Linked DNA regions of Mus musculus: region 1 is linked to region 2. Evidence: chromatin loops called from intact Hi-C (ENCODE). Cell type or tissue: left cerebral cortex. All regions are shown on one strand. Links, peaks and the distances in the headings refer to the core of each region. The heading gives the core; the rest is flanking DNA.

Region 1 (16,361 bases), core at 4,343-12,342, 180 kb after region 2:
TGTTTGCTTTTGTTTTATAGATGGAGAGATAGGCTGAGGCCACTTAGAACACTGACTCGAGAGAGTCAAGACTAATGTAAGATGCCTTGGCAGAGAATTGCACCTCTTCCCACAGAGTTCAGAAGAGTGTGAGACTTTGCAAGCAGCATAAATTATTTAATGACCCAGATGCATCTTTTTTGCATCCAGATGAAGCTGCCATGGTTTTGCTTTTCTTTCTTTCTTTTTTTTTTTTTTTTTTTTGTAGTTGTAATGAAAGCGAGAGAGAGAGAAAGAAAAAAAAACTAGTGGCAACTGGCAAGAAAAGTATTTGACTTATAAAATGTGTATAAGCTTATAAAAAGTTCAGACATTTCCTCAGATTTCAGGAGTCCCCTTTATTTTATTTTATTTTTTTGCTATTCTCACATATAATCTCTCACAGAGTCTAAATATGAAGGTTTGGGTTTACCCAGTTTTCTTATGCACTTCAGATATGTTGAGTTGAGAAATACAATAAGCATTTGTGTGTGTGTGTGTGTGTGTGTGTGTGTGTGTGTGTGTGTGTGTATGCACACACTATCTAAATCAATAGTACCTGTGAAGTATACACTGGAATATAGAATTGTGAGTTACACATTCCTATTCTTACTGTGCATAAGGTGATGTGCGTTACTGAGCGAGCTCTGGTTTGACTAAGCCACTCATGGGCCCAGTTATCTTACTCAGCTCTGACTTCTGAGTCTCTACACCATTCATTAATGGATTTTTACGTGGATAGAAAAATGTGCTTTAGAGTTGTTGAATAAAACTGGGGGTTTAAAGAATTCAAGAATACGGGGAGAGATGTAATTATTAATGATATTTTTCAAAGTGTTTTTTAATTTCTCTTCCTTACTGTTTTATTTTTCTTTTCTTCTGAACTGAAAGAAATTTTAAAAATAAAATTATGCAGTGTTCTAATCAGGGTTTCTATTGCTGTGATAAAGTACCATGAACAAAAACTAGCTGGGGAGGAAAGGGTTTATTTGGCTTACTCTTCCACATCATAGTCCATCAGGGAAGTCAGGACAGTAACTCAAACAGGGCAGGGTGCTGCTGACATTCTCGCTCCCTGTAGCTTGCTCAGCCTGCTTTCTTATAGATCCCAGGACTATCAGCCCAGGAATAGCACCACCCATAAAGGTCTATGTAGGGAGCCGCCCTCACATTCGTTGTTACAAGATGGCGCTGACATCCTGTGTTCTAAGTGGTAAACAAATAATCTGCGCATGTGCCAAGGGTAGTTCTCCACTCCATGTGCTCTGCCTTCCCCGTGACGACAACTCGGCCGATGGGCTGCAGCCAATCAAGGAGCGACACGACCTAGGCGGAGGATAATTCTCCTTAAAAAGGGACGGGGTTTCGCCATTCTCTCTCTTGCTCTTGCTCTCTTGCTCTTGCTCTCTTGCTCTCTGGCTCCTGAAGATGTAAGCAATAAAGCTTTTGCCGCAGAAGATTCCGGTTTGTTGCGTCTTTCCTGGCCTGTCGCGAACGCGTGTAAGAGTCTAGGCCCTCCCCATCAATCAATAATTAAGAAATTTCCCTACACTACAGACTTATCTCCAACCCAACCTTATACATTTTCTCAATTGAAATTCTCTCCTCTCAGATGATTTTTATAGTGTGTCATGCTGACAAGAAACTTGCTAGAACACACAGGAAAAGAAGGATTTGTAATGATATTTTTGAAACCCATGAAACAGCATGTTCTTCCCTACCTCTTTCTACCTTTCTCTTCCTCTCTTCCTCTGTATCATTCTTTTTCAAGCTAGTGAGCCACATCTTTTCATGATTTAAACTCATCAAAAATGGCAGTTGTCATGATTCTACCCAAGAATAAATCTTATCTTTATTTGATTTTTCATTTTTGAACATGCTAGAACACTCATGATCTTTTCTTATATTTCTAAAAATGAAAAGCATTCATAAACTAAAGACACTCTTGTTTTGAAATTTTTATTGATAATTTCATACATGAAATTATAATTATACTATTTCTACGTTACCTCTCCCCCCTCCAACTTCTACATTCTCACACTTCCTGTTGAATTAGTGATGTCTTTATGTTAACTATAAATTAATATAAATAATATAATATATAGATATAATATAAATAATATTGATTCATATCTGTATTTACATATGTATATGTAAACTGCTGAGTTGATTTCATGCTACTGCTCACACATGCATGTATATTTTGGGATGACTAATTGGGTTTGGATAACCCAGGGGTCTCATCCCTGGAGAAGACCAATAATTCTACCCTTAGCATCCATTGATTGCAGGTAACTCCTAATCAGTTGGGGTTTGTGAAATTTTCCCCATGTATATTTACATGTCAACTGTATCGTATTTCTTGTTTCAGTAACTATGTTTTTAAAATTTCATAAGTACAATTTCCTGTCTAGGGACATTATCTCCCAGAAAATGTCCTGTTCTCTGGTTCTTAACATCTTTCCATCCTCTCTTTTGAGATTTTCCTCTGAACTGCAAGTGTAGGGGCTAGAGTGTAGATAGATAAGTCTGGGTTAGATTCTCCATAGTTACTTGTTTTCTGAATTTTGACTGGTTGCAGATCTCTGTAAAGGTCTCTTTCTGAAGGAGCTGAAGGGGTCTGCAACCCGATAGGTGGAACAACAATATGAACTAACCAGTGCCCCCAGAGCTTGTGTCTCTAGCTGCATATGTAGCAGAAGATAGCCTAGTCGGCCATCATTGGGAAGAGAGGTCCTTTGGTCTTGCAAACTTTATATGCTCCAGTAAAGGGGAATACCAGGGCCAAGAAGTGGGAGTGAGTGGGTAGGGGAGCAGGGCAAGGGGAGGGTTTAGAGGACTTTTGGGATAGCATTTGAAATGTAAATGAAGAAAATATCTAATAAAAATTAAAAAGTTTAATTAAAAAAGGAAAAAAAAAAGAAAGACAAAACAAAACAAACAAACAAACAAACAAACAAAAAAACCCAACAAAACCTGTGTCCAGGTCTCAATGTGGGTGACCTAGACAGGGTCCCCATGGAATTATAGGACATTAAACAATCTTTGAAAAATGATAACCCCAAATTACTCCTGTCTAAAAGAAATGCAGGGACAAAAATAGAGACTGATCAATGGCTAACCAGGGACTTGCCCAACTTTGGGTCCATCCCATGGGCAGGCACCAAACCCTGACACTATTATTGGTACTATGTTGTGCTTACAGACAGGAGCATGGCTGTCTTCTGAGAGGCTCTATCAGCAGCTGACTGAGACAGATGCAGATACTCACAGCCAAGCATTGGACTGAGATTGGTGACCCCTATGGAAGAGACAGGGGAAGGATTAAAGGAGTTGACAGGGATGGTAACCCCATAGAAACTGTAACTGTGTCAACTAACCTGGATCCCTGGGAGCACCCAGAGATTAAGCCATCAACCAAAAAGTATACAAGGGCTGGTCTAACACTCTCAGCACATATGTAGCAGAGGACTACCTTGTCTGGCCTCAGTGGGAGAGGATGCCCCTTATCTAGTAGAGACTTGATGCTTCAAGAAAGTAGGACAACCAGGGAAGGAGGAGAGGCACTGTCCCAGAGGGGAAGGAGAAGGTGAATAGGGAGAAGAACTCTAAGATAGGGGACCAGGAGGGGGCCAACTTTTGGAATGTAAATAAACAAAATAATGAAAAAAGAAAGAAAGTTGTGTAATCAAAGGTCATAGATACCTTTACTTGTGGGTATAAGGATGGACATTTAGAATGAAGTTAGACTTTATATTAGTTTAAGAAAATGACTTGGTAGAGTCTTCTCTGGAATCTATGATCCCTGTAACTTAGTGCAGTTAGCTAAGTGTGTAGCATCAGGCTGGTATGAAAAAAGCCAGTGGTAGATTCTCCCCTAGGTTCTCTGAACTCTCCAGCTATGGGAAGGTGTTCAGGTCTACAGAATCAGGCTGGTACGGAGAACAGCAGTGGTAGATTCTCTCCTAGATGCTAGGAAATTGGCAAGCTGCTTTAGAGTATCAGTCTGTACAGAATAGTTTTGCAGAACCCTATGTTCTGTTACTTCTCCAGCCATGAGCAGTTGGCCAGATTAACAGCACCATTGTGAAACAATTTTGCACAACTCTCATTTTAAATTTACCCTCCCATATCTCCCATTAAGTGGTCTAAAGTAAAGATATGCTTCTTTTGTATTCGTCTACACAAAAGTTCTGAGAATCCAGTAACATCTTAGAATCCTGTTAAGTTCTTTTGAACACATCTAGTTTTTCAAGTTTCATAAAACAGCAAATAAAATCGCATTTGTTGCAGGGCCTGGTGAGGCTCTGCGTCCTTGCAGACCTCTGGCTCTTAGAGCCTGACTGTAAACTTCAACAGAATCTGAATCCTTGGGTATATGAATGGATCTGTGTAATACGTATTTTGTTTCTGGCGAGGTTATTCATGTAGCTAAGTCTGTAGCATCAGGCTAGTTTCTGTCTGTGCTTTAAATTTAATTGACCATGCTAAGATCTTGATTTATTCTATTTCTAATAATTGGAAACTTGAGTCAGTGTAGATTTGATTCATTATAGTTCTTTTCTAGTTCTTTCCCTAAAGTTGTTGCCTGTCTATGGAATCCATTCTCCAACAGACCTGCCTTGTCTGGCCTCAGTGGGAGAAGATGTACCTAACCTTACAGAGACTTGGTGTGTCAGGGTAGGGAGTTACCCAGACAGGGCTCCACCCTCTCAGGAAAAAAAAGGGGTGGGGAGAGGGATGGGAGGAGGGACTCTGTGATGGGGGCAGGGAAAGGGGGCAGGACTTGGGATATAAAAAACAAAAAAATTAAAAAAATAAATTAAAAAGACAAGAAAGAGTTAGTTAATAATTAAATATTTAGTGAAACAAGGAAACCATCTCTCTTTTTTCTACTTCCCATCTTTTTAGGTGTACATGTCTTTTGCACTTTTTACTTATAGAAGAATTTTTATCTGGCTTTCAGATACCTTTGACAATGATGCAGTGAATTAGTAAGTGTTATTCCTTTCTGGGGATGAGATCTTACCTTAATCTTTCCTGAACAGTATAACCCACCTGCTTCTCAGGCTCTGGTCATTATTGATTGGACCATTGTATTTTCATCTAACTTATTAGAATAATATATAAAAATAGGTATTATGTTTCCATAAATGTATTTATTATATTAATATCAGATAATTGTATTTTAATGGAAATACCAGACATACATATATTTTAATAAAATTAAAAAGAAGTCTGGTATGGTAACATATGCCTTTAATCATAACACTTGGGAGGCAGAGTCAGGCAAATCTCTGTGAGTTCAAGCCTAGACAGTTCTACATAACGAGTTGCAGATAGCCAGAGCTATTTTTTTATTGGATATTTTCTTTATTTACATTTCAAATGTTATCCCCTTTCCTCACCGCCCCCCCCCCCAGAAACCTCCTAGTCCATTCCTCTCTCCTTGCTTCTGTGAGGGTGTTCCCCCACCCACCTACTCCCACCCTACCCTAGCCAGAGCAATTTAAAGAGAATCTCTCTCAAAAGAAAAAAGAAAAAGAGAGAAAGAGTCATGTTCATTTAAATAAGTACATAATTTAAGCAATACATAAATATACAAACTCACATTCTTCATAAAACTTTTTAAAAACTATTACAAGTTCATATTGACAGTTCCACTTGCATTCTGTCACTTAAGTACTACAGTGTTCTGGCTTAAGAAATTATGAAAAAAAATCAATGATGCCTACATTGAATGTCAGAAAGAAAGGTACAGTGATTCTCAAGTGACTTTGGATGACTGCGAAGTTCTCTAACCAGTTGGGAGTAGAGAGAATCACAAATTCTTTGTACAACAATTATTATCATCTTATGTACAAAATGAGGCACTTAGAAAATATTTCTAATAAATCCACACATGCTTTGTGCAGTACATTGCGGTCCACACAGAAAATGACACTAAGAATACTGATTTAATACAGACTTGGGGTGGTTGAAGGACAGATATATAGTGTTAGGTTGGTTCAAAGATAAAAAGAGAAAATGCATCAAGCTGGTTTCTGTTCTCCAAGAGCTTCCAATGTAGAGAAAGCTTAAGCTGCACAGGCTGTGGCTATAAACAAAGCATTTCCAGTCTAATAACTCACAAGTGTAGTGCGTGCTTTTGAACATCAGCACAGGTATCAAGTCTGAGTGGCTAAAGACACTAGATTGCACTGAATACAACAAATAATATTGTTGAAGAATTTTTCGTTAGTTTGAAGAAAACCATATACTCTTGGAAGTTATATTCCTTAAATCGGGCAGAAGTCGCCAAACCTTGCAAAGTAATATCTTAATCTTCTTAGAGGAAGAGTGCATGGAAGTTCTCAATTAACATGTTGCTTACTGAATGAACCAAAGATAACTATCCATCCATATGAGAAACAACTGTTCATGTTGTATGTCCTGTGCTCATAACCATTGAACATATGCAAATAAATGACATCTTTAGTGAGTGAAGATGTTAGAAAAAGTTGGGTGTGGGGAACAGTTAGGTAGTCATGAAGGCTAGTGCATTGGGTGTAGCTAACTCACAGTTAAATATGCCAGCATCTTTTAATGATTGATATATTTATTAGGGGAAATTTGGTTTGCATTATACATCTGCTGTCAAATGATTGGGATGATTTGGGAGAACATATATGTCCCCGGACATGTTTTTTTTTTTTCTCTCTCTCTAATTGCGCTTAGCAGTAATACACTTTGCAGTGTGTTTCAGTTGTGCGGATGCTTAGCTTTCCCTCACTGGAATCCAGGGCCATCTGTAACTGCTCCCAATGGTGACTGGGCTTCCTTTACATAGCTCCCTGGATCATATTATATTTTCTTCCTACATCATGGGAAAGATCCCAAAAGGCTGAGTATTTTCAGAAGTCAGTTGGAATCAGGCATTGGGTTAGCTTGATCTGGGTGTTGATTTTTTTTTGTAAGCTTCTTCTTTATGACTCAGGACCAAAATGAAACAGATGGTAGGCTGAGGAATGAGGAGGCTGTCAATAGATTTCTTTCCAAAAAGATTTGGTGCTAACATAATATACTCAAGAGACTGGAGCATCTTGGTGTTACCAAATATAGAAAATAAAGATGACACTGATTATTTTATAATTTATGTGCTGATTGAAAGAAAACCGTGTTTACTTGGGCTGATTTATAGTTGCTCAGTATGGTGTAGAAATGTACATATTTTAAAAAGCAAAATTAGCTTCTGTGTTTATGCATATGATTTTAAACTCATGGCTAATATTTTTTCCTCTGAATAATAATTTTTAAAACTCAATTCATTCTGTAATCTCATTAGGTATATTTCTTGTATGTATTGATATATAGGAGTCCATATACAAAACAATTTGTTTGTTACATTACAGAAATAGTGAATTATTTCCAGTATAAAAACTTTCATAGTTGATTGAAAAATAAAATGTTACAGTGTTCATAAAAATATTTCTACAGAGTTGAGTGCTTGCCATTTGTTGGAGTCAGAACAAATCACTAAAAGCACTCTTTTAATATATGGTTTTTCTTTTGCTTATGACTGAGAATCAAGTGTTTATGTCTACAGACCCTTTTCAAGATTTTATTACTGTATATCAATGGTGTAAATTAAACCAGTTCTAATGTGCATACTTTCGGTTGTCTTTGTCCTGCTCTTGAAACTAAATCTAAATTATTTCCCATCTTTATCCTTAAAATGTGTCTGCTTTATCCCTTGACAGATATTATAGACACTGACTGTTGGCATGCAGCTTCTTTTCTGACTCTAAAGCATTGTTGACCTCAACATTTGTACTTGTGGGTGTTATTCTGTAATAGGAAATTTGCCACTACATTTCCCTAAGGACAATTTTGAAATTAGTGAAAAAAAAAAAAAAACCAGGTAGTATTTTTCAGACCTACATATAAAACCACGTGCTCTCAGGACTAGGGTGACAAGAAACAGAGAAAGAAGTATGTTTTTCAGATCTACCTTATATAGTGGTAAGAAAAGCTCCGATAGTTGAATGTGGATGAACCAGAACATTTGGTAACACAAAGGAAAACAAACAAAAATCCTTGAGGGTGGTTCAATCCTAGAACTTTAACTAACAGATCTAAAATAAAATCCATTCCCTTTCCTACTCTTTGTGTGGTTACAGCCATGTTGTAGATGCTGGGAGCCTATTTTCTCCTTCCTGCAATGAGGAAATAGTCATACCATTTGTTAAGCTTGCCAAGAGTCTGGGAATATTGTACACAAAGAAGAAACCATAAGGGTTGAATTTTCTATGTATTCCCACACATAGCAGGTAGTCAGCACCTGAGACAAGTAACGATCACGTGACAGACGAAGATGACTCTGTGCTGGTTTTTCCACTTTTCTCAAGTTTTACCTAGTGGTACAGGAATAAGAACATCAAACATGACATCTGATTTTGATTTCGGCAACTTTAAACATATTTTTCCACTGTAACCATTTCTGTGATTCAAATGTAGATTAATTCAATGTGCTTCTTCGAGCATACTTTGTGAAAATGGATGAAGTAAACCAGTGGGTACCTGAGGCTTCCTTCTGCAGCTGTAATAAAATAACCTATGTTCATTTTTGCAGAGTGATAGGATATTGACATCATTGTAGAGCTAGAATGAAATCAGAAAAATAATTGGTCTTCAGTTACAGGGAAACAATGACAAGTCCAACTGTCTGGAGAGAAAGAGATTCTGAGTGGAGAACTGAGACAAGAGAGCCAAACCCATTAGTGACCATTCTTGTAGTTCACTTTTCCTTAACTTCATTTACTTTTTGAGATATTTGACAATATTCTTTATAAGTTGGTCTAGGTTAGCAGGTTCTTTTCTTCCTTTCTATATTGTAACAAATCTGAACATATTTAAATGCATTCCATTAAAATCTTTTGGAAGATAATTAAGCTCCATCAGTAAGAAACAGCTTTATGTACGTTTTCTCTGTGTAAGGCAGAAATGATTTCAGCTGGAAAAGTGCATCTAGTCAGGCTGTTGAGAAAATGTTTAATCTCAGGCTACAGATAAAATGGGAGAAGAAAGTGCATGAACAAGAGGTATATATTGAGAGCCTGCAGTTGAAGAGTTCTCCTTATTTGTTTCCTTTTTATTCCCCATTAATTTATTTGTTCACATTACATCCTGGTCACTGCCTCTCTCCTCTTTTCCCAGTCCCACCTTTACAAATTCCTCCCCCACTATCCATCCCCTCCCTTTCTCCTCAGTGAAGGTGAAATCCCCTTAGGTACCAGCTGGCCCTGGGACATCAGTCACAGTAAGACTAAGTGTATCCTCTACCTGATAAGGTCACACTAACCATCCCTCTATAGAAAGGGGATCCAAAGGCAGGCAACAGATACAGAGATGGCTTCCATTCCAATTGTTTGGGGACACACTGGAAGACCAAGCTGTACATCTGCGACAAATGTGTAGGGGGACCTAGATCCAGCCCTTGCATACTCTTTGGTTGATGGATCAGTCTCTGAGAGCCCCCACAAAGTATACAATGTACCACTTGTGTTTAGTAACACTTAGTAACAATATGAATATTTATAAATTTTTCCTAAGTATAAAAGCTTTTGATTGCTTCAATTCAATTTTTGAAAGTATCTTTTATAATTCAGTTGAAATACAATTTATGCTTTTAGTAAGTGTAAAATCTTCATAATACATATCTCTCACACTTGTTAACACAGTGCTCCAAGTCTAGAACCAATGATCATTTAATGTTGTCCTTTCTACCTATAGACAGAGCTATTCAAGTGACAGGGTATTTGATTCAGTGCACAGTGTATCCTAAGTGTGCTGCCGCTTGACAGCTTGTTATACAGATCTTCTCATCTTTAAAGTTAACTTATACAGCATCTTTCTTAAAGCTAGGGACCATTCTTTATATCAGCATACTCCTCATAGGACAGAATCCTAGGGGCTTTAGCTTTAAAATCCCCCAAAACATAAGAAGTTCAATAATATTGGTAAAAACACTCATTTTGCTTTTGCTTGAAGATGACTATGGATCTTACTACTTCAAAGACAGTCAACGCATGCCTTCTTGGAGATAAAAGATTGCTCAATTTCCATAACCATGAAGGAGTTGTTTTTTTTTTTTTCTTTCTGTTAATCTACATTCTGTATACTTTTAACACATAGCTTCAGCACTCACATATAGGACTAAATACATTACATTTTATTCTATTTCCATGTAACATTTTTCACAAATATAAAATATTAAATGTCTAGGTCCCAAAAGTTTTCCTTTAAAGCAGCAGACAGGATTAACTAGAGTATTCTCCAAGCTGCAAGGCCAATGCAATGAATAATGAAAGGATTCCCTCCCTTTCTTCTGTGGATCATAGATGTGTACCAGTGCCGGCTCACTGTCCCCCAGTCATGGTACTTGGCTGTTCAAAATGCTGCAGGTGAAACTCTCTTGCTCTCTTTGAGTCATTTGGTATCTCTCTGTGCTGTGTTGATCAAGTTAGTTTTTTTATGTAATAATCTTCCTACTTGGGTGATTTTTTTTCCACATAGTAGAAAAGGCAATTAAATATTGCCTATGGTTACAGAGTGCAGAGTTTGGAAGTGGATTCCCTCACATCCAAGCTCAGCTCCTCACTCAGTTGACCACCCTGCATTTGTCAGTGACGTAGGGGTAACTGTTTCATAATTGCTACATCAGGTACAGGTAAAACACGTGAAACCCATTCTCTTGCTCCATTAATCCCATTGCTTATCAGGAATGACCTGGCCATAAAAACAAGGTAGCTAGCCGGGCAGTGGTGGTGCACGCCTTTAATCCCAGCACTTGGGATGGCAGAGGCAGGCGGATTCCTGAGTTAGAGGCCAGCCTGGTCTATAGAGTGAGTTCCAGGACAGCCAGGGCTAAACAGAGAAACCCTGTCTCAAAAAACCAACCAACCAAACAAGCAAACAAACAAACAAAAAAACCTCAAAACAAACCAAACAACCCCCCCCAAAAAAAAATCCACCCAAAACAAAACAAAACAAAAAACTAAACAAACAAGTAGCTTTATTTGAATAAACACTTTTGTAGGGATAACCATTATTTGTTTTTCAAAATAATCAGCCACCATTAGTCTCAACAGGTACAGCTGAGGCTGACACACTCATCTTAGAGAGCGGGCTGCTTCACAGCTTGTGCAGATATCAGCCTGCACTGCCTTCTGTTGCTCTTCTTTTCTTTCCCGGAGAGCTCATTGAACATATAGCATGTCTTTTCTTCCCTCTGGAAAAATTAAGTTTTTCTTTTGTTTGTTGCTGTTTGGGTGTTTTTGGTTGGTTGGTTGGTTGGTTGGTTAGTTAGTTGTTTTGTGTGTGTGTGTGTGTGTGTGTGTGTGTGTGTGTGCTTACATAGGAATGCATTAGATACTTTATCTACTTTTTTAAGATTAGTTCATCTGTGAGTGAAGGTCCAAGTGAATGAGTGTTGTTGACATGGGCAGAGCCACATAAAGGACCCACGTGAGTGGCACACCTTCCCCAGGTGAGGTTAGAGAAGACAAAGCCTTCCTTGGAGGTCTGAGTGCAAATGATCGAGCACTGTGCATGCAAACCACAACCGCAGCTTCTCCTCCCCAACACTGCTGACCGACACAGACCTCTCACAGACACTGGAGAGCCCCTCCTACAGTGCTGTATAGATGCCCTGAGAGCCCAGATTGTTGTGGTAATTGGTGTGGCACAATCAGAGAGCACTAGGCCCACATGATACAAGCCTTTTTGAATCTGGGTGTCTCAAGATTTCTTTTTTCCTTTTTTTGAAAAGATTTATTTATTTATTTATTTAATGTATGAGTGCTCTATCTGCATGTATCCCTGCATGCCAGTAGAGAGCATCAGATCACATTATGGATGGTTTTGAGCCACAGTGTGGTTGTTGGGAATTGAACTCAGGAACTGTACAAGAACAGTTAGTGCTCTTAATTACTGAGACATGTCTCCAGGCGGTCCATATTAGTTTTTACTGTCTGTTTCTTCTTTGCTCCCTGGTCATCATGTCAGGATTCTAGGAGAAAGGCATATAAAAACAGAACCAATGTTGTTATGTATCCATTTTTCATTATGAAAATATTTATTCACTTTCAGACTTCTGTTGTTAATAATTGCAATAATGTTTGGAACACTTTATGTATCCGGCTATAGCACATGGAAGTCAAAAGCAGTTATCGAATTAGTTTGATATGAAAAACTCATTCTTTCTCACTGCTTAAAAAGCAGTCTTCTGTAATCAGTATATTATCTCTGACAATAGGCTTGCTGTACTGACCTCCGTTCTGGTTGTCACTTGAAGGGTCACTAGCCCACCAGAGCATGTGACACTGGGCAGCCTTGCAATTCCCCCTATTTCCTCTGCCTTGCTAAGAACTGATAGATTGCATTCCAAAACCTAGTCACCAGGACTATTCCCTTATTTGGCCACTTCCTCCTCCTGAGACTGACCACTAAGATCCAACTATCAAAATATTGAAGTTCAGCAATCAAAATTCCCCTTTGGTTCACCAAATTAACAAGCCAAATTAAAACTAAACACCTAACCTTAACAAGGGGGTTTCCTTTTTTATCTTTATTAACTTCCATTTTCCTATATGACAGACACGCCTGTCTCCTATCTATCTATCCCTTGTCCTTCCCTGTGTCAAACATCCCTTCCCTCTCTCCTTTTTCCCTTCCCCTTCTCCCTCTTCCTCTATCTCTTGCCTTTGTCTCTTGTTATCTGCCCCCAGTCCTTCTGAGACAAATAAATGTCCCTTGTGCTGAGCAGTTGGTCTTGGAGGTCCTGAGCCGATGCTAATCCTTTCAGTGATTAGTTTGTCTTATTCAGTTTCCAAGTGATCCTTAGTTTGAACCATTATGATTCTGATCCTCTTTTGCCTCAACCATCCTCCCTTTCTGCATGCTCCATAAAATTCTTTATTTAAATTCCCTTATTTTTGACATTATAATTACATCACTTCTACTTTCCCTTTTCACCCTCCAAATCCTCCCATATACTCCTCTTCACTCTTTCAAATTCATGATTTTATTCATTACTTGCTGTATATTTTTATATGCATATACATATATAGTCCTAAACACGTAAGTACCATCTGCTCGGTCTGTATAATATTACTATTCTGTATGTTTTCAGGGCTGCACATTGATTGGAATTGGAAAACCAACTGATGTGATCTTCTCTGGGGAAGACTGTATCTCTCTCTTTTAGTATTCCTTAGTTGCCTGTAGTTCTTTGTGTAGAATCAAGGCCTTCTGGGCATTCCCTGCCTGAATTAATATGTCTATTTCTTCTAAAGACTAGGATAAGATCTAGTGTTCCACAAGGAATTTAATGCTTTTGACTATTCATAGCACATTGGTAGCACTTGTCTTTGCCTGATTAATGCTTGGGCATTTATATATGACATAAATGTCTTGCTACATGCCCTGTGCTGAGTATATATGTCTTTAGGAGAGATAACTCCTTCCTGTTCCTGAACTACCTTTGCATACATGTTGTCTAAAGAAACTGTAGGATTATCAGTCTGGTACAGTAGCCCTGTATTTCAATAAATTCCGTAGCTATGTTGTCCCCAACACCTGACCCTGGAGAAGGCATAAACCTCTCCATGAACACATTCAAAGTCTGAAAACTGAGTTAGCGTAATATGTACATAGTTTAGCAATTCCCAGAAACTAGTTTTTTTCATGTATTTTCGTCATGTCTCAGATATATTTATTTATTTTTGGTTGTATCCCCCAAATCGCACTTTTTTTTTTCTGTCTTATTTTAGATACCGTAATAAGAACTTTCAGAGTGTGTGCAAAGCTCTCGGTGGGAGTCCTAAAAACTGATTGTTCTGGGTGTTTTCATTTTCCCGGACTTTGCTGTTTGGAATTACTTTAGACACCTGGATAGTGCAGGGATTTTGAAAGAGATTCAGAAATACCACTTAATTCAGCTTCTTTTTTGAACTGAAGCTTGCAAACAAAAAAGGAAATTGTATGTATTTCCTCCAATGAAAAGTAGAATGGAGAAAGACTTCAGGCAAAGACTGGGTTTTAAAATACTCAGCATGTGTTACATTTGAAAGATTCTCTGCTAGAAAGTACGAAGGAGAAAGAGAAGGCAGAGCAAGAAGGGGGAGATGAATGGAGATACCTGTAGGGGTGACAGAAGAGCTTCCTTTTAATGCCTGGCTAGCTTTTAGTTCCTTCACCTAAAAGGCTGACCTCCCTATCTACCCTGGAGGTTTGGGGGATTTCTTGTTTTTACTTAAACCAGGCTGGATGAGTTCTTGTTGCTTGCAAACCAAAGAGCCTTAACCTATTCATGCTGCGTTGGGATCAAAACAAAATGGATAACTCAGAATAGCATAAGTTGATAGAGTTGTACTGATGTTATAACACCAGTATTTTCGAAAGGTGTCCTCGTTGTAATCACACAGGGAGAAGTTTTCTGTCTTCTGTAGGTATGAAGGAGCAGGAAGGGCCTGATGCTCCACCACAGAGACACAGCTGGGAGGAACACCTCTGAGAACTGCAGAGGTATGCAGGAGACAGTTAAGGAATTTGTCTCAGAGCAAAACTGATTGTAATGTGTAATTGGAGCTATCACAAGCTTGTGACTCTGAATTTTATGTGCATGCCAAATCAGCATCTGCAGATTATTATTGATTAATATAATGAACTGATATAGCACACCTACCACTGAGGCCAAGATCCCACTACAACAATATTGGATATTGAGCGCATGAAAGAGATAAACTAGACTATGCCATAATAGATCACTTCTTTGGCCCCACTAAGAATTTTACTTAGTTCTTAGTGTATATAATTACCAGCCAGTTATAGCATAGGCTGGAATTTACATAGATCTTTGTGAATTTGACTGAAGTTAACTATAAGTTTGTCATCTTGTATTAACAATAAAGTTTTCTCATAAGATTATTTTATTATATTTTTTATTATTGGGTATTTATTTCATTTACATTTCCAATGCTATCCCAAAAGTCCCAACACCCTCCCACACCCACTCCCACCTGTACTGAGGCATATAAAGGCTACACAACCAATGGGCCTCTCTTTCCCCTAATGGCCCACTAGGCCATTTTCTGATACATATGCAGCTAGAGACACAAACTCAGGCAGGGTGGGTACAGGTTAGTTCGTATTGTTGTTCCACCTATAGGGTTACAGATCCACCCAGCTCCCTGGGTACTTCCTCCAGGTCCTCCATTGGGGGTCCTGTGATCCATCCAATAGCTGACTGTGAGCATTCACTTCTGTGTTTGCTAGGCCCCAGCATAGTCTCACAAAGGACAGCTATATCAGGGTTCTTTCAGCAAAATCTTGCAAATGTATGCAATGGTGTCAGCGTTTGGAGGTTGATTATGGGATGCATCCCCAGGTATGGCAGCTTCTAGATGGTCCATCCTTTCATCTCAGCTCCAAATGCTGCCTCTGTAGCTCCTTCCATGGGTGCCTTGCTCCCAATTCCAAGAAGGGGCAAAGTGTCCACACTTTGGTCTTCATTCTTCTTGAGTTTCATGTGTTTAGCAAATTGTATCTTATATCTTGGGTATTCAAAGTTTCTGGGCTAATACCCATTTATCAGTGAGTACATGTCATGTGAGTTCTTTTGTGATTGAGTTACCTCACTCAGGATGATGCCCTCCAGGTCCATCCATTTGGCTAGGAATTTCATAAATTCATTCTTTTTAATAGCTGAGTAATACTCCATTGTGTAAATGTACCACATTTTCTGTATCCATTCCTCTGTTCAGGGGTATCTGGGTTCTTTCCAGCTTCTGGCTATTATAAATAAGGCTGCTATGAACATAGTGGACCATGTGTCCTTCTTACTGGTTGGAACATCTTCTGGATATATGCCCAGGAGAGGTATTGGGGGATCCTCAACTAGTACTATGTCCAATTTTCTGAGGACCCGCCAGACTGATTTCCAGAGTGGTTGTACAAGCTTGCAATGCCACCAACAATGGAGGAGTGTTACTCTTTCTCCACATCCTTGCCAGCATCTGCTGTCACCTGAATTTTTGATCTTAGATATTCTGACTGGTGTGAGATGGAATCTCAGGGCTGTTTTGATTTGCATTTCTCTGATGATTAAGGATGCTGAACATTTTTTCAGGTGCTTCTCTGCCATTCGGTATTCCTCAGGTGAGAATTCTTTGTTCAGCTCTGAGCCCCATTTTTTAATGGGTTATTTGATTTTCTGGAGCACACCTTCTTGAGTTCTTTATATATATTGGATATTAGTCCCCTATCTGATTTAGGATAGGTAAAGATCCTTTCCCAATCTGTTG
Region 2 (16,361 bases), core at 4,356-12,355:
CATGTTGGTGAGACTTTTTGGGTGTTGCTTCTGACAATACTAGCAGAAACAATCTCACTGCAACTCTCTGATTCTCTGACTCTTACTTAAAAAAAATTACTAAATAGGGGATTTAAATACTGGAGCTATTCAAAAAATGGCAAATAATGAAATGAATACATATATTGAGACTCCTGTCAACAACCCAAGACTTTTGTACTAAAATATAACTTATTTATGAATGTATACCTTCTACATGTGTGATTATGTGTGTATGTGAGTTTGTAAGTGTGTTTAAGTATGTGAGTATGTTAGTGTGTTAATGAGTGTGAGTGTATGCAAGCATGTGAAGTATGCATGAATGTATGTGTGAGTATATGGGTGTATGCTCCATCTAAGTAACTACTCTAAGATGACACTCTGTTATAAGTCCTAAAAGTAATTTATTTAAAAAGAAAATTGTCCCTACAGGTGAAAAAGTTTACAATTTCATGTTTAAGCTTTTCTCATTGAATATGTTTTCAAACAGAACTTTATCTAAAACAATCCCCATGGTATTCTTTTTTTTTTTTAATTGAAATTCCATGGGAACAGTTCGACTGAGTTGCCTTGGGATTACGGAGTGTTACGAAAGAGCTTTTTTGCGGCACTGGCATTTTCTGCCTATTTGTCCTGAGTACTGAGGGCAAAAGTGCATTAAGCTCTAATGAAAAGGGTAAGCAAGAAGCGTATGTCCACTACAAACATCTCTCTCGCTGGAATTCTTAGGGTTCTTTGAATTCTTTTAATGCTTCAGAGTACATTTCCCCTTTGATCACAGACACTTTCAGAAAAAAAAAAAAGAGACATCACAGTTTACGGTCTGCATGTCAGAAATCTACAAAGGAAACAACAAGGAGAATCAATTGTTGATTTAAACTGATTGAACGCCCATGTATCATAAAAAATATAAAGGGGAAGTCTTTATCTGTGTCATTTTATGTGTACATCTTGGGCAAATAGCTCTCATTTTCAATGATTTCAAATATGGGTTTGAACTGATCAATGAATATTTAGTGACAGATTTCTGTGTTCTCAGTGGAATGCAGGATGAATTATAACAGGGCAGAACAAAGCTTTGAAATCCTCACTCATCCTCCTACAGACAGCATTTCTCCTCATGTTTATTCCTGCCTCCTGAAAACTGACCTTTGCTTCATAGGTGATCTCTTTCTAAACATCGTTTCAAATAATAATTTAACACTGTGCCATTTTATGAATAGAAAGTAAAACATTTAGTAGTTTTAAAAAGCATATGTGCCTTTAAGCATATTAAGGTCTGTATGTAAATTGTGATGTTATATAGTATAATTAAATGTTTTCATATTGTTGCTAAGTAAGTCTCAAGTAAAAGTTAGTGATGGATATAATATACATTAAAAAAAAAGCCATAAAAGTAATCACAAGGCCCAAAACGAATTTGCTCTAAGTATTAGTAAAATATAATTACTTCAGGCTTTTTAATTGTCTCTTTGTTATCACAGGTAGAGAAGTATTTAAAGAAAGACTATCTCCAGAGGAGAAATTCTAGTAACATAATGTATCTATAATTAGAAAAGAGGTTGAGATACACAAATATCTCTAAATCTTGAAACACATTTTGTATATGGAGAAAGGATGTTCAATTTCCTTGCAATTAAGGCCAGTAAGATAGCAACGAAACAGCGAAAGACAATCACTGTAGTCTGCACAGGTGAGAACAGAACATGCCATTCTCCTACGACACTCGTTAGTCAGAAGTTTTAAGTTTACGTTTTACAATACTTAGAAAATCAAAATATTAAGCCTTATGAACGTATGCATTCTTTAAATCTAACATTCTGATATCTGATTATCTACTGAGCTAAAGATGATTAAAAGGCCTAGAATCTCTCTTAAATAGTCAAGAGTACCTAAGACTTAGTAGTCAAAGCTACTGTAAATGCTTTAGCCATGTGAGTGTCAAATGTAGCTATGAATCAGGATATTGACAGTGCATGTTTATTGCACTGGTAACTCAATTGAAATATGTTGGTGAGTGTAAAATCAAGGTCAAAATCCTGTGGGCCATTTCATGACAATGCATTTATTTAATTATCAGAAACATTGAAAAACAAGGTCGCTGGGCAGTGGTGGCTCATGCCTTTAAATCCCAGCACTCGGGAGGCAGAGGCAGGCAGATTTCTGAGTTTGAGGCCAGCCTGGTCTACAGAGTGAGTTCCAGGATATCTAGGGTTACACAGAGAAACTCTGTCTCAGAAACAAAACAAAACAAAACAAAACAAAACAAAACAAAACAAAACAAAACAACAAAAAGAAAAGAAAAGAAAAAAGGAAAACAAGGTCCATGTTTTTGTCATTTCTCCACTTCTAATATTCTGTTTTCTGTGGCTGCATTGATTTTGCAGCTGTTAACACTGCCCTCCCTCCTTCTCTGCATAGCCACAGCTTATGCATTGTCATTTATTTGTGTCAAATCTTTGTGTATGACTTTGCAACTTATTACATCTTGATTCATATTGGAAGCAAAGCAAAACAAATAATACATAACAAAATAGTGTCAAATTACATAATATGGTCAGGAAGGATGGGTGACTGGGCCAACAAAAGAACGGAAAGGGAATGGGCAGTGAACCTAGTGTCAGAAAGAAGAAAAGGGCTTATGCTTGAACATCTCAAAGGAGGGGCATGTAACTAGGTTTTGGTGAAAATAATGGGGCAGTGGGTGTTGGTGAGCCATGGGAATGTAGGTCACAGGGAGCTTTAACACTCTTCCAGGTCACTGGGGTGTCTGAAATTTGATCAGTCTGTGGAAGCTGTTAAAGGTGCTTATTGTTGGATGATTTGATATGATTTGTTTTTAATGGTTGCTCTGCATGACACCTGTGAAAAAGATTGTTAAATTATAGATTATTCAAATAACTGGTAGAAGAGGCGTGGCAGCAACCGAGGCAGAAGGAGTCTTCTAGGTTCTCTTTTGTGGAAGAGAAACCATGGCACTATTTATAAGTTTCAGTTTTTTCCTTTGATGGTATTTTCTAGTTTTCAGTTTCCACAAAAACAAAATAGGCAATTTTGATTTTAATACTTGGAAAATGGATGCGGCTTAAGGAGGAAAACCTCAAAGAAGGAACTGCAGAGAGTACAAATAGCATCTGGCTGTAAATTTCTGTCAACCCTGAGGTGACTGAACTCGGATTAAAACTGCCTGTTGTCCCTTTCCCCAGGTGAGCTAACACTTTGCACTCCAGTGTCAAGAATGCACTAGAAAGTGTAAGAAAAAGACACACATGTACAGGTCTTAAGAACTCAATGTTGGGAAGGTAGATGTTGGTATCATATCCTGCCAAGTTGGAGAGGCATTGTGGCGTTCCTAGAGCTTCCAGCTGAGACTTCAAATTGATTAGGATCTAAATAGCACCCCATAACTGGAGTGCAGTCAATGCTGTGACAGTCAAATGTGCAGACAAACGTAAATGGCTTCCTAGAAGATGTGCGCAGTGGAGGGCAGTTCTGAAGCCCATGCCGAAGGGATTGAGGTTGGAATCAGCCGTATGAGGTTCTCAAGTCCATTTTCCTTATAGTAAAAACATTCAAGTTTCATCAAGAAAAATCAAGATCTTTGGCAATCTTTGAAGATTTTACTCTGAAAATTTACTTGGAATGGAACCTATTGATTTGAAAGGATTGCCTTTCAAGACTTAAAAAAAAATTCTTGGAAATTCATTTCATAGGCCATTATTCTTATTAAATTAATATTTAATTAAATTACTAAATTAATATATTAAATTAATAATTTAAATTATATATTAATCACATTTTACAGAGAAGCACAGTCAATGGAATGCATGCATATTATCTCTGCTTTTTCTGTTTCTGGGTGTGGACGGATAGGAAGGTAGGTAGATGTATAGATAGATATTTACAGATACATAAGCACATATCTAGATGTTATAAGGTATTTGCTCCCATAATTGCATACAATGGCAAATCCCAAATCTAAAAGATCCACATAAGTGACAATGGTACAATTTTAATTCAAAGATGGATGGACTGGAGCCTGAACATGTGTATAACTTCAGAAGCAAGTTATCTGAAGAATCCATGGGGTTGCTATCTTTACCCTGTTAAGGCTACATGAGACTACATGAGACTCAACCTCCTACTGGAAGTCTATTGACTTTCCAAAATACACTAGTTGGAATATTTATATTATTCAAAAGCACATTCATGTTGATTTAAAATTAACCATTTTTAAAGCATAAAATATTGCACAAAATATTCTAAGAGTTCTGGGTGTTCAGAATAGCCAGGAGCATATCTCTTACTCATAATGCTTCCTCATGTGTCTGTGTACTCTCTCTGCATGCCCAGAACCCATTGATTTTACTTCCATTTACTTGTTTTCCTTTTCCCGTAACTTTATATGCATGAGATTTGAATAGCTGGCTTCTTTTACACAGCCTACTTTTTCTATGATTCATCCAGCCAGTTGTGCACATTGTTGATAGTGTATTTGTCTTATTGGCTAATTTTCCATCAAAAATCCCTCTCTGTTTTTCATTCATTCACATGTTGATCTGCTTCAAGTTTTCAGTATAATAGAAAGTATAACGAACAGTGTTATAGAATTTGGGAGACAGTTACAAGCTTCATTTTGCATCTGTGTAGTTGGCTATCACTGCCTATCAGTGAATTTGCTTCATGCCAAAGTAGGTAATTTTATATTCATAGCATGTCACCAGTTTTCTAAAGGATCATACTAACCATACATATGTTCTTAGCACATCTATATATTTACCAACCCAAGGCACTACCAATCTTTCTTGTTTGATTTTTTAGTTTAGTTTTTTCTTATTAATTAATTTTTATACAATTGGATGCATAAACAATGCATATCAAATTCTCCCACCTCCTACCTCCCTGCTACCCCATATACTACAATTCCCCTCCACATATATCTTTCATGTCTATGTCTGTTTTGTGACTCACTGACATTATCCTGTGTTAGCATGGGTATGAAGCTCTCTTTTGGAGTCTTGTGCTCTCAGGAGAGAATATGCAAATGGGGGCAATCGTTCCACATTCCCAGAATCTATCATTGGCTAATAGTTCAAAGTTAAGGGCCACATCACTATGAGCCAAGTCCCCTTCCTTGTCTAATTGCTGTTAGGATCAATGTTGTATAGGTCCAGTTCTGGTGGCCACAGTTTTATTTATTCATGATTATCATAATTTTATCAAGTCTAGAAAGTAGAATTTTTTACCTTTACACAGTGCCTTCTGGACCTTACACATTTCCTGTTCTCTCTTATGTAACGTTATCTGAGTCTTAGAGGAGGTGACTTTAGTCGTTCTAGTAAAATTATTTCTTACTGAATTTTTTTTGCATTTCCACAAGGACTGCAAATACTATTGTTAATAATATTTACTGATAATAATATTACCACATATTAAATAAGAATATTGTTAAGTATTAACATAGTCTACATATTGGGAAATCATTTGTCTATATTTTACTTGACTTTTTAAAATTGAGGTTTTGAAGAATTTTTCTGCAAATAATTAATATTCATAGTCTTTAAAGATATTGAAAACCAAAGGACTCAAAAGCTTGATACATAACTGCATTACAATTTTTTCCACATATCAAGCTCTATTTGTAGATGACAAACATATTTTTTCTTGTAGTCCAATGTGCATTATCTGTAAAACTTCTATTAATCTCTGTGTTTTCTCCATTCCAATAACATTTTTTTTTATCCCTAGTACGTTACTTTGTAGTGGAAATGATGGTTTTAAGGTATGAAAGTAGTTGACATTTTACAAATATTTGTTCTTAGATGAAAATGATTTTGCTGTGAAAGGCTCCTGCAGTACTCCTGCAGTAATGAATTGAACAGAATAGAAAATGCTGGTTAGAGAAATAGTTGTATCAGTTTTACCTGAATCATCACATAGGAAGTGGGTGTAGTGGAGTCTGCTTCTACTGTGATATTTCTAACAATTTTCTTGCTTTCATCTTATCCTTTCTGTAACCTCAAGATGTGTGTTAATAACATCTGTTTTGGGCTTGGTTTAAATTACTAGGTAACAAAGAAGTGAAGGTAAATGACAAACCAAGGGTAGATGCCTCTAATGGCCCATGCATTGTGTTGCAGACTTGACATATATCTCTTTAAATTGTAATCCATATGGCACATCTATGAGCAAAACATTGGGTATTAGATTCTATAGAGAAGAGAATTAGTATTAAGATAATTAAAGTAATTTATCCAAAATTTTATAGCTTAGTAGCACAACTGGAATTTGAATCTAGATTAATGGACACAGAATCAGCACAGGTTTAGGATGAAAAATACATTGTAATTCTTATGTTTTTGCTTAAATTCTGTAACAATTACATTATTTGAGAGTTTGTGTGTGTGTTTCACATATTTTGATTGCTCTTCCCTGTACTCTCTTTTATGTCTCTCCTATCTCTATCAGTAGTCTCTTGACCAGTTCATTTACCAGATTCATGACATTTGATTTTGTTTTGTTGTTCTTTTGGTCTAACCAGAGACATCTGTGTGACCACAAGATTGGAATTTTCTATTGAGGGTAGTGGGGTCATCTGTGGATACCCAACAAAAGGCAATACTTCCCCTTTCCCTCAAATCTATCAGTAGTACACACACTAGTGGTGAGAGTAGAGTTGCAGGATCACTTTCAATACATGCTTGGCTTTTAGAGATCTTATTCTTGTGCAGTCTCAGTGAAATCATCTCTAGCTATGAGTTCCTGACTGAAATGGCTATGTCTTGCCCCAAAGGTGGTGTTTCATAGCCTCCTTCCTTATCTTCTGGCTTTTACCTTCTCCCCATTTCCTTTATAGCAATGTTCCCAAGCCTTAAAGGGATTGGTTTAAATGTCTTATTTATGAAGCACATATCAATCAACAATTCTTAGCACTTTGTATAACCATAGATCTCTTCATTCACCATTATTCATCTGAAAGGTGGCTTCTCTGATTAAAGCTGAGAGTAATGTTTGACAAATGGTATGAACAAATATTAGAGGACCACTTAATGCTATGTCAACTTAATAAAAATATGAAGTGATATTTAATTTCCCTGTAGAGTCAGTGATCTTCGTGGCCATGGGCTTTTACCAGGTTTCCAGTATCAATCACAAATTCCCTCCTTTGTAGTGGGTCTCAAACCCTGTCAGAGAGTAGTTGGATACCTCTATAATAGTACCATGGAGGAAGCAGGGGAAGCCCACAGTGAAGCAGGACTTGAGTGAGTATGTATGTTGACATGAGCTAGCTATGCCAACCATCTCAGACCCTTAGATGCATGCAATGAAGGAAAAGCCTTTACCCTGACAGTAGGACTCAAATGGAAATGGCAAAGCCTGTCCTACTGACCCATCTGTGAATTTCAATAGTGTGTGCAGTAGATGTCCACCACAGTTTTCTCTTCAAGAAATTTTGAAGTCTGAAAACTGCTCACCAACACAGACTGCTAATTAGTTGAATCTGTTCCCTGATCCAGTTGTGTATCCTGAACCTTCCCCCATTTAATATTTGTGAACAATAACTTGTGTCTTGTACAGCTCTATGAAAAACCCTCACCTCTCTGTTCAACTCTATATGTAATAAATATGCGGAGCTTCTACATTGAGTTTTTCCACTAACATCCCAGTCCACTAATCATACCTTTCTGTCTATATTTGTCTTTTCTTCATTCTCCATCACTTCTGTCAGATCTGCTCCTGCAGTCATGTTAGATGTTTCGATGTGACAGATTTGTGCACATGAATATGTATTCTTAGATTTATCTATTTAATGTGTATCTGCACACTGTACACTCTGTTTGGTGTCCTTGGATACCAGAAAAGAGTGTTATGTCCCTAGAATTGGAGTCACAGGTAGTTGTAATTCACCAGGTAGGTGCTGGGAATTGAACCCAGATCTGTAACAGTATGTTCTCTTAACCCATACCTACAGCCAAGTGAGCACATCTTACCTGGCAGAGTTGGTTTTGTTCATAGGGTTCAGAGCTTGGTATTATTATTATTATTATTTTTTTTTTTTTTGAGGCAGCATTTCTCTGTATAGCCCTGGCTGTCCTGGAACTTACTCTGTAGACCAGGCTGGCCTCAAACTCAGAAATCCACCTGCCTCTGCCTCCCAAGTGCTGGAATTAAAGGGATGAGCCACTACTGCCCAGCTGCTAGGTATGATTCTTGATGTCTTTTCTCTGTCAGCAGTATTTATACTACCTTCTGGGACTATGAAAGCTAGCCAGCAATGAGCAAGCTTCTGGTTCAGTTCCAGCTTGACTGTCTATATCATGCACTGAAGGCATGTGGTGTCTTCAGAAATAGTCTTTTTCTAGATCTGGTGTACAGTCAAGAAAAAGAACAAAAGCCTGGATTATTTTGGGGGACTTTTAGATCCTGTGAAAAATACCTCATAAGAAGATATCTCACGGCACAAACCCCTTCCGCTCCACTTGAGCCCCGGGCTACCTTGCCAGCGGAGTCTTGCCCAACACCCGCAAGGGCCCACACAGGACTCCCCACGGGATCTAAGACCTCTGGTGAGTGGAACACAGCGCCTGCCCCAATCCAATCGTGTGGAACCTGAGACTGCCGTACATAGGGAAGCAGGCTACCCGGGCCTGATCTGGGGCACAAGCCCCTTCCGCTCCACTCGAGCCCCGGGCTACCTTGCCAGCTGAGTCGCCTGACACCTGCAAGGGCCCACACATGATTCCACACGGGATCCTAAGACCTCTAGTGAGTGGAACACAACTTCTGCCAGGAGTCTGGTTTGAACGCCAGATATCTGGGTACCTTCCCTGCAAGAAGAGAGCTTGCCTGCAGAGAATACTCTGCCCACTGAAACTAAGGAGAGTGCTACCCTCCAGGTCTGCTTATAGAGGCTAACAGAGTCACCTGAAGAACAAGCTCTTAACAGTGACAACTAAAACAGCAAGCTTCAGAGATTACCAGATGGCGAAAGGCAAACGTAAGAATCATACTAACAGAAATCAAGACCACTCACCATCATCAGAACGCAGCACTCCCACCCCACCTAGTCCTGGGCACCCCAACACAACCGAAAATCTAGACACAGATTTAAAAACATTTCTCATGATGATGATAGAGGACATCAAGAAGGACTTTCATAAGTCACTTAAAGAATTACAGGAGAGCACGGCTAAAGAGTTACAGGCCCTTAAAGAAAAGCAGGAAAACACAGCCAAACAGGTAGAAATCATTTAAGAAAAACAGGAAAACACATCCAAACAGGTAATGGAAATGAACAAAACCATACTAGAACTAAAAAGGGAAGTAGACACAATAAAGAAAACCTAAAGCGAGGCAACGCTGGAAATAGAAACCCTAGGAAAGAGATCTGGAACCATAGATGCAAGCATCAGCAGCAGAATACAAGAAATGGAAGAGAGAATCTCAGGTGCAGAAGATTCCATAGAGAACATCGACACAACAGTCAAAGAAAATACAAAATGCAAAAGGATCTTAACTCAAAACATCCAGGTAATCCAGGACACAATGAGAAGACCAAACCTACGGATAATAGGAATTGATGAGAATGAAGATTTTCAACTTAAAGGGCCAGCTAATATCTTCAACAAAATAATAGAAGAAAACTTCCCAAACATAAAGAAAGAGATGCCCATGATCATACAAGAAGCCTACAGAACTCCAAATAGACTGGACCAGAAAAGAAATTCCTCCCGACACATAATAATCAGAACAACAAATGCACTAAATAAAGATAGAATGTTAAAAGCAGTAAGGGAGAAAGGTCAAGTAACATATAAAGGAAGGCCTATCAGAATTACACCAGACTTTTCACCAGAGACTAGAAAGCCAGAAGAGCCTGGACAGATGTTATACAGACACTAAGAGAACACAAATGCCAGCCCAGGCTACTATACCCGGCCAAACTCTCAATTACCATAGATGGAGAAACCAAAGTATTCCACGACAAAACCAAATTCACACAATATCTTTCCATGAATCCAGCCCTTCAAAGGATAATAAAAGAAAAGAAGCAATACAAGGACTGAAATCACGCCCTAGAACAAGCAAGAAAGTAATCACTCAACAAACCAAAAAGAAGACAGCCACAAGAACAGAATGCCAACTCTAACAACAAAAATAAAAGGAAGCAACAATTACTTTTCCTTAATATCTCTTAATATCAATGGACTCAATTCCCCAATAAAAAGACATAGACTAACAGACTGGCTACACAAACAGGACCCAACATTCTGCTGCTTACAGGAAACCCATCTCAGGGAAAAAGACAGACACTACCTCAGAGTGAAAGGCTGGAAAACAATTTTCCAAGCAAATGGACTGAAGAAACAAGCTGGAGTAGCCATTTTAATATCGGATAAAATCGACTTCCAACCCAAAGTTATCAAAAAAGACAAGGAGGGACATTTCATACTCATCAAAGGTAAAATCCTCCAAGAGGAACTCTCAATTCTGAATATCTACGCACCAAATGCAAGGGCAGCCACATTCATTAAAGACACTTTAGTAAAGCTCAAAGCACACATTGCACCTCACACAATAATAGTGGGAGACTTCAACACACCACTTTCTTCAATGGACAGATCGTGGAAACAGAAACTAAACAGGGACACAGTGAAACTAACAGAAGTTATGAAACAAATGGACCTGACAGATATCTACAGAACATTTTATCCTAAAACAAAAGGATATACCTTCTTCTCAGCACCTCACGGGACCTTCTCCAAAATTGACCATATAATTGGTCACAAAACAGGCCTCAACAGATACAAAAATATTGAAATTGTCCCATGTATCTTATCAGACCACCATGGCCTAAGACTGATCTTCAATAACAACATAAATAATGGAAAGCCAACATTCACGTGGAAACTGAATAACACTCTTCTCAATGATACCTTGGTCAAGGAAGGAATAAAGAAAGAAATTAAAGACTTTTTAGAGTTTAATGAAAATGAAGCCACAACGTACCCAAACCTATGGGACACAATGAAAGCATTTCTAAGAGGGAAACTCATAGCTATGAGTGCCTCCAAGAAGAAATGGGAGAGAGCACATACTAGCAGCTTGACAACACATCTAAAAGCCCTAGAAAGAAAGGAAGCAAATTCACCCAAGAGGAGTAGACGGCAGGAAATAATCAAACTCAGGGGTGAAATCAACCAAGTGGAAACAAGAACTATTCAAAGAATTAACCAAAGGAGGAGTTAGTTCTTTGAGAAAATCAACAAGATAGATAAACCCTTAGCTAGACTCACTAAAGGGCACAGGGACAAAATCCTAATTAACAAAATCAGAAATGAAAAGGGAGACATAACAACAGATCCTGAAGAAATCCAAAACACCATCAGATCCTTCTACAAAAGGCTATACTCAACAAAACTGGAAAACCTGGACGAAATGGACAAATTTCTGGACAGATACCAGGTACCAAAGTTGAATCAGGATCAAGTTGACCATCTAAACAGTCCCATATCACCTAAAGAAATAGAAGCAGTTATTAATAGTCTCCCAGCCAAAAAAAAAAAAAAGCCCAGGACCAGACTGGTTTAGTGCAGAGTTCTATCAGACCTTCAAAGAAGATCTAATTCCAGTTCTGCACAAACTATTTCACAAAATAGAAGTAGAAGGTACTCTACCCAACTCATTTTATGAAGCCACCATTACTCTGATACCTAGACCACAGAAAGACCCAACAAAGATAGAGAACTTCACCAATTTCTCTTATGAATATCGATGCAAAAATCCTCAATAAAATTCTCGCTATCCGAATCCAAGAACACATTAAAGCAATCATCCATCCTGACCAAGTAGGTTTTATTCCAGGGATGCAGGGAGGGTTTAATATACAAAAATCCATCAATGTAATCCATTATATAAACAAACTGAAAGACAAAAACCACATGATCATCTCATTAGACGCAGAAAAAGCATTTGACAAGATCCAACACCCATTCATGATAAAAGTTTTGGAAAGATCAGGAATTCAAGGCCCATACCTAAACATGATAAAAGCAATCTACAGCAAACCAGTAGCCAACATCAAAGTAAATGGAGAGAAGCTGGAAGTAATCCCACTATAATCAGAGACTAGACAAGGCTGCCCACTTTCTCCCTACCTTTTCAACATAGTACTTGAAGTATTAGCCAGAGCAATTTGACAACAAAAGGAGATCAAGGGGATACAAATTGGAAAAGAGGAAGTCAAAATATCACTTTTTGCAGATGATATGATAGTATATATAAGTGACCCTAAAAATTCTACCAGAGAACTCCTAAACCTGATAAACAGCTTCGGTGAAGTAGCTGGATATAAAATAAACTCAAACAAGTCAATGGCCTTTCTCTATACAAAGAATAAACAGGCTGAGAAAGAAATTAGGGAAACAACACCCTTCTCAATAGTCACAAATAATATAAAATATCTTGGCGTGACTCTAACTAAGGAAGTGAAAGATCTGTATGATAAATCTTCAAATCTCTGAAGAAAGAAATTCAAGAAGATCTCAGAAGATGGAAAGATCTCCCATGCTCATGGATTGGCAGGATCAACATTGTAAAAATGGCTATCTTGCCAAAAGCAATCTACAGATTCAATGCAATCCCCATCAAAATTCCAACTCAATTCTTCAACGAATTGGAAGGAGCAATTTGCAAATTCGTCTGGAATAACAAAAAACCTAGGATAGCAAAAAGTCTTCTCAAGGATAAAAGAACTTCTGGTGGAATCACCATGCCAGACCTAAAGCTTTACTACAGAGCAATTGTGATAAAAACTGCATGGTACTGGTATAGAAACAGACAAGTAGACCAATGGAATAGAATTGAAGACCCAGAAATGAACCCACACACCTATGGTCACTTGATCTTCGACAAGGGAGCTAAAACCATCCAGTGCAAGAAAGATAGCATTTTCAACAATTGGTGCTGGCACAACTGGTTGTTATCGTGTAGAAGAATGCGAATCGATCCATACCTATCTCCTTGTACTAAGGTCAAATCTAAGTGGATCAAGGAACTTCACATAAAACCAGAGACACTGAAACTTATAGAGGAGAAAGTGGGGAAAAGCCTTGAAGATATGCGCACAGGGGAAAAATTCCTGAACAGAACAGCAATGGCTTGTACTGTAAGATCGAGAATTGACAAATGGGACCTCATGAAACTCCAAAGTTTCTGCAAGGCAAAAGACACCGTCAATAAGACAAAAAGACCACCAACAGATTGGGAAAGGATCTTTACCTATCCTAAATCAGATAGGGGACTAATATCCAACATATATAAAGAACTCAAGAAGGTGGACTTTAGAAAATCAAATAACCCCATTAAAAAATGGGGCTCAGAACTGAACAAAGAATTCTCACCTGAGGAATACCGAATGGCAGAGAAGCACCATTGTTCAACATCCTTAATCATCAGGGAAATGCAAATCAAAACAACCTTGAGATTCCACCTCACACCAGTCAGAATGGCTAAGATCAAAAATGCAGGTGACAGCAGATGCTGGCGAGGATGTGGAGAAAGAGGAACACTCCTCCATTGTTGGTGGGAGTGCAGGCTTGTACAACCACTCTGGAAATCAGTCTGGCGGTTCCTCAGAAAATTGGACATAGTACTACCGGAGGATACAGCAATACCTCTCCTGGGCATATATCCAGAAGATGCCCCAACTGGTAAGAAGGACACATGCTCCACTATGTTCATAGCAGCCTTATTTATAATAGCCAGAAGCTGGAAAGAACCCAGATGCCCCTCAACAGAGGAATGGATACAGAAAATGTGGTACATCTACACAATGGAGTACTACTCAGCTATTAAAAAGAATGAATTTATGAAATTCCTAGGCAAATGGATGGACCTGGAGGGCATCATCCTGAGTGAGGTAACACATTCACAAAGGAACTCACACAATATGTACTCACTGATAAGTGGATATTAGCCCCAAACCTAGGATACCCAAGATATAAGATACAATTTGGTAAACACATGAAACTCAAGAAAAATGAAGACTGAAGTGTGGACACTATGCCCCTCCTTAGAATTCGGGAACAAAACACCCATGGAAGGAGTTACAAAGATAAAGTTTGGAGCTGAGATGAAAGGATGGACCATGTAGAGACTGCCATATCCAGGGATCCACCCCATAATCAGAATCCAAATGCTGACACCATTGCATACACTAGCAAGATTTTATTGAAAGGACCCAGATGTAGTTGTCTCTTGTGAGACTATGCCGGGGCCTAGCAAACACAGAAGTGGATGCTCACAGTCAGCTAATGGATGGATCACAGGGCTCCCAATGGAGGAGCTAGAGAAAGTACCCAAGGAGCTAAAGGGATCTGCAACCCTATAGGTGGAACAACAATATGAACTAACCAGTACCCCAGAGCTCTTGACTCTAGCTGCATATGTATCAAAAGATGGCCTAGTCGGCCATCACTGGAAAGAGAGGCCCATTGGACATGCAAACTTTATATGCCCCAGTACAGGGGAACGCCAGGGCCAAAAAGGGGGAGTGGGTGGGTAGGGGAGTGGGGGTGGGTGGGTATGAGGGACTTTTGGTATAGCGTTGGAAATGTAAATGAGCTAAATACCTAATAAAAAATGGAAAAAAGAAGATATCTCACTTCTAACACTGATATATATATATATATATATATATATATATATATATATATATATATATATATATATATATCAAATTAGCTTAAGAGTATGGCCAGGTTTGTTCAAAATGGATGCCTTTTAATGAAACAGTTAATAATCCAATAGTTGGCCAATCCACAAGACCAAATGTGTCAGTTGGTCTTTAATGTACATTGGAATCCCAAAGAAGTAGCTTCTTACACCAGTGATAGAATGAGAGAAAGAGAGAGAGAGAGAGAGAGAGAGAGAGAGAGAGAGAGAGAGAGAGAGAGAGAGAGAGAGGTAAGTAAGTAAAAAGCAAACGCTTCCTTCTTATTTGCTCTAAGTGGCTGCCACCAGAAGATGTGTCAGATATTTTGTCTATCAGGACTCAAGATAAAGTAGAGCATCTAAACAAAATGAGCAAAAAAAATATTAAAAGTCCACAGGGGAAAAAAGACAGGAAATGTGAAACACTATAAAATGACCAATCTTCAAATTATAGGAAATTTCTATACAATTATGTATTTTCTATTAGATACACACCTTAACTTTAAAGATAGGTACACTATAATGTGAATGAATGGTTATAGTATTCAAATAAAATGGGCCAGGAGACAGACATTATTCTATATTTATATCCCATATTTTTTATCATTATCCTAATATCAGAAAAAATAGAGTTCAATTTAAAAATATGAAGACACAAAGAATGAGACTTCATTGCAATGAAAACTACAGTTAACCAAGGAGACATTAGTATCCTAAACTTATGGGCACCAAAATTTGGTGCACCCTACTTTGTAAAAAAGTATACCACTAAAATTGAAGACACAAGTCCATATCAACCCAATAAGAGTAAGTGATTTCAATATCCTACGTTCTCCAATTGAGAGGTCCTCTGGACAAAAAAATTACCAAAGAAACATCAAAATTAAATGTCACTAGACATCAAAAGGACATAATAAGTGGGTACAAAATAATCAGCCTGAACAACAGAGAGTACACATTTTACTAAGAAGAACACAAAGGCTTTTCTTTCCTCTTTTGGTTCATTTATTTTTTTCTTTTTTTTTAAAATTATTATTAGGTGTTTATTTCATTTACATTTCCAATGCTATCCCAAAAGTCTCCCACACCCACTCCCCCACCTATCCACTCCCACCTATTGGCCTTGGCGTTTCCCTGTACTGAGGCATATAAAGTCTGCACGACCAATGGGCCTCTCTTTCCACTGATGGCCGACTAGGCCATGTTCTGATACATATACAGCTACAGACATTAGCTCTGGGGGTGGGGGGGGGGGTTATGGTTAGTTCATATTGTTGTTCCACCTATAGGGTTGCAGTTCCCCCCAGCTCCCTGGGTACTTCCTGCAGCTCCTCCACTCGGGGCCCAGTGATCCATCCAATAGCTGACTGTGAGCATCCACTTCTTTCTGTGTTTGCTAGGCCCCGGCATAGTCTCACAAGAGACAGCTATATGAGGGTCCTTTCAGCAAAATCTTACTGGCATATGCAATGGTGTCAGCGTTTCACACAAAGGCTTTTAAAAAACACATATATGTCACATATATGTAGACACAAAGAAATCCAGCAAATTCAGAAAAATAGACCTAATTCTATGTATCCAATCTGACCATGATGTAACAAAATTTAAAATCAGCAGCAGATATCTGG

What was found. A loop is a pair of places that touch in the nucleus more often than their neighbours do. Peaks named below come from ENCODE experiments on the same cell type or tissue, not always from the same donor. Only the 100,000 strongest peaks of a DNase experiment are listed, where the experiment ranks them.
Region 1: it touches region 2 in a loop (4-fold over the local background); 2 of 42 quality-filtered maps call a loop at or near these places.

What each region holds. Positions count from the first base shown.
Region 1 is chr2:43,314,605-43,330,965 of GRCm38, reverse strand. No RefSeq gene overlaps it. Among named protein-coding and RNA genes, the nearest start is that of Gm30225, 190 kb to the right of the region's middle. In left cerebral cortex, for the core only: no CTCF peak of the experiment used is centred there; DNase peaks (open chromatin) are centred at 6,921 and 8,243; H3K27ac peaks cover 852 bases.
Region 2 is chr2:43,498,332-43,514,692 of GRCm38, reverse strand. No RefSeq gene overlaps it. Among named protein-coding and RNA genes, the nearest start is that of Kynu, 49 kb to the left of the region's middle. In left cerebral cortex, for the core only: no CTCF peak of the experiment used is centred there; a DNase peak (open chromatin) is centred at 8,305.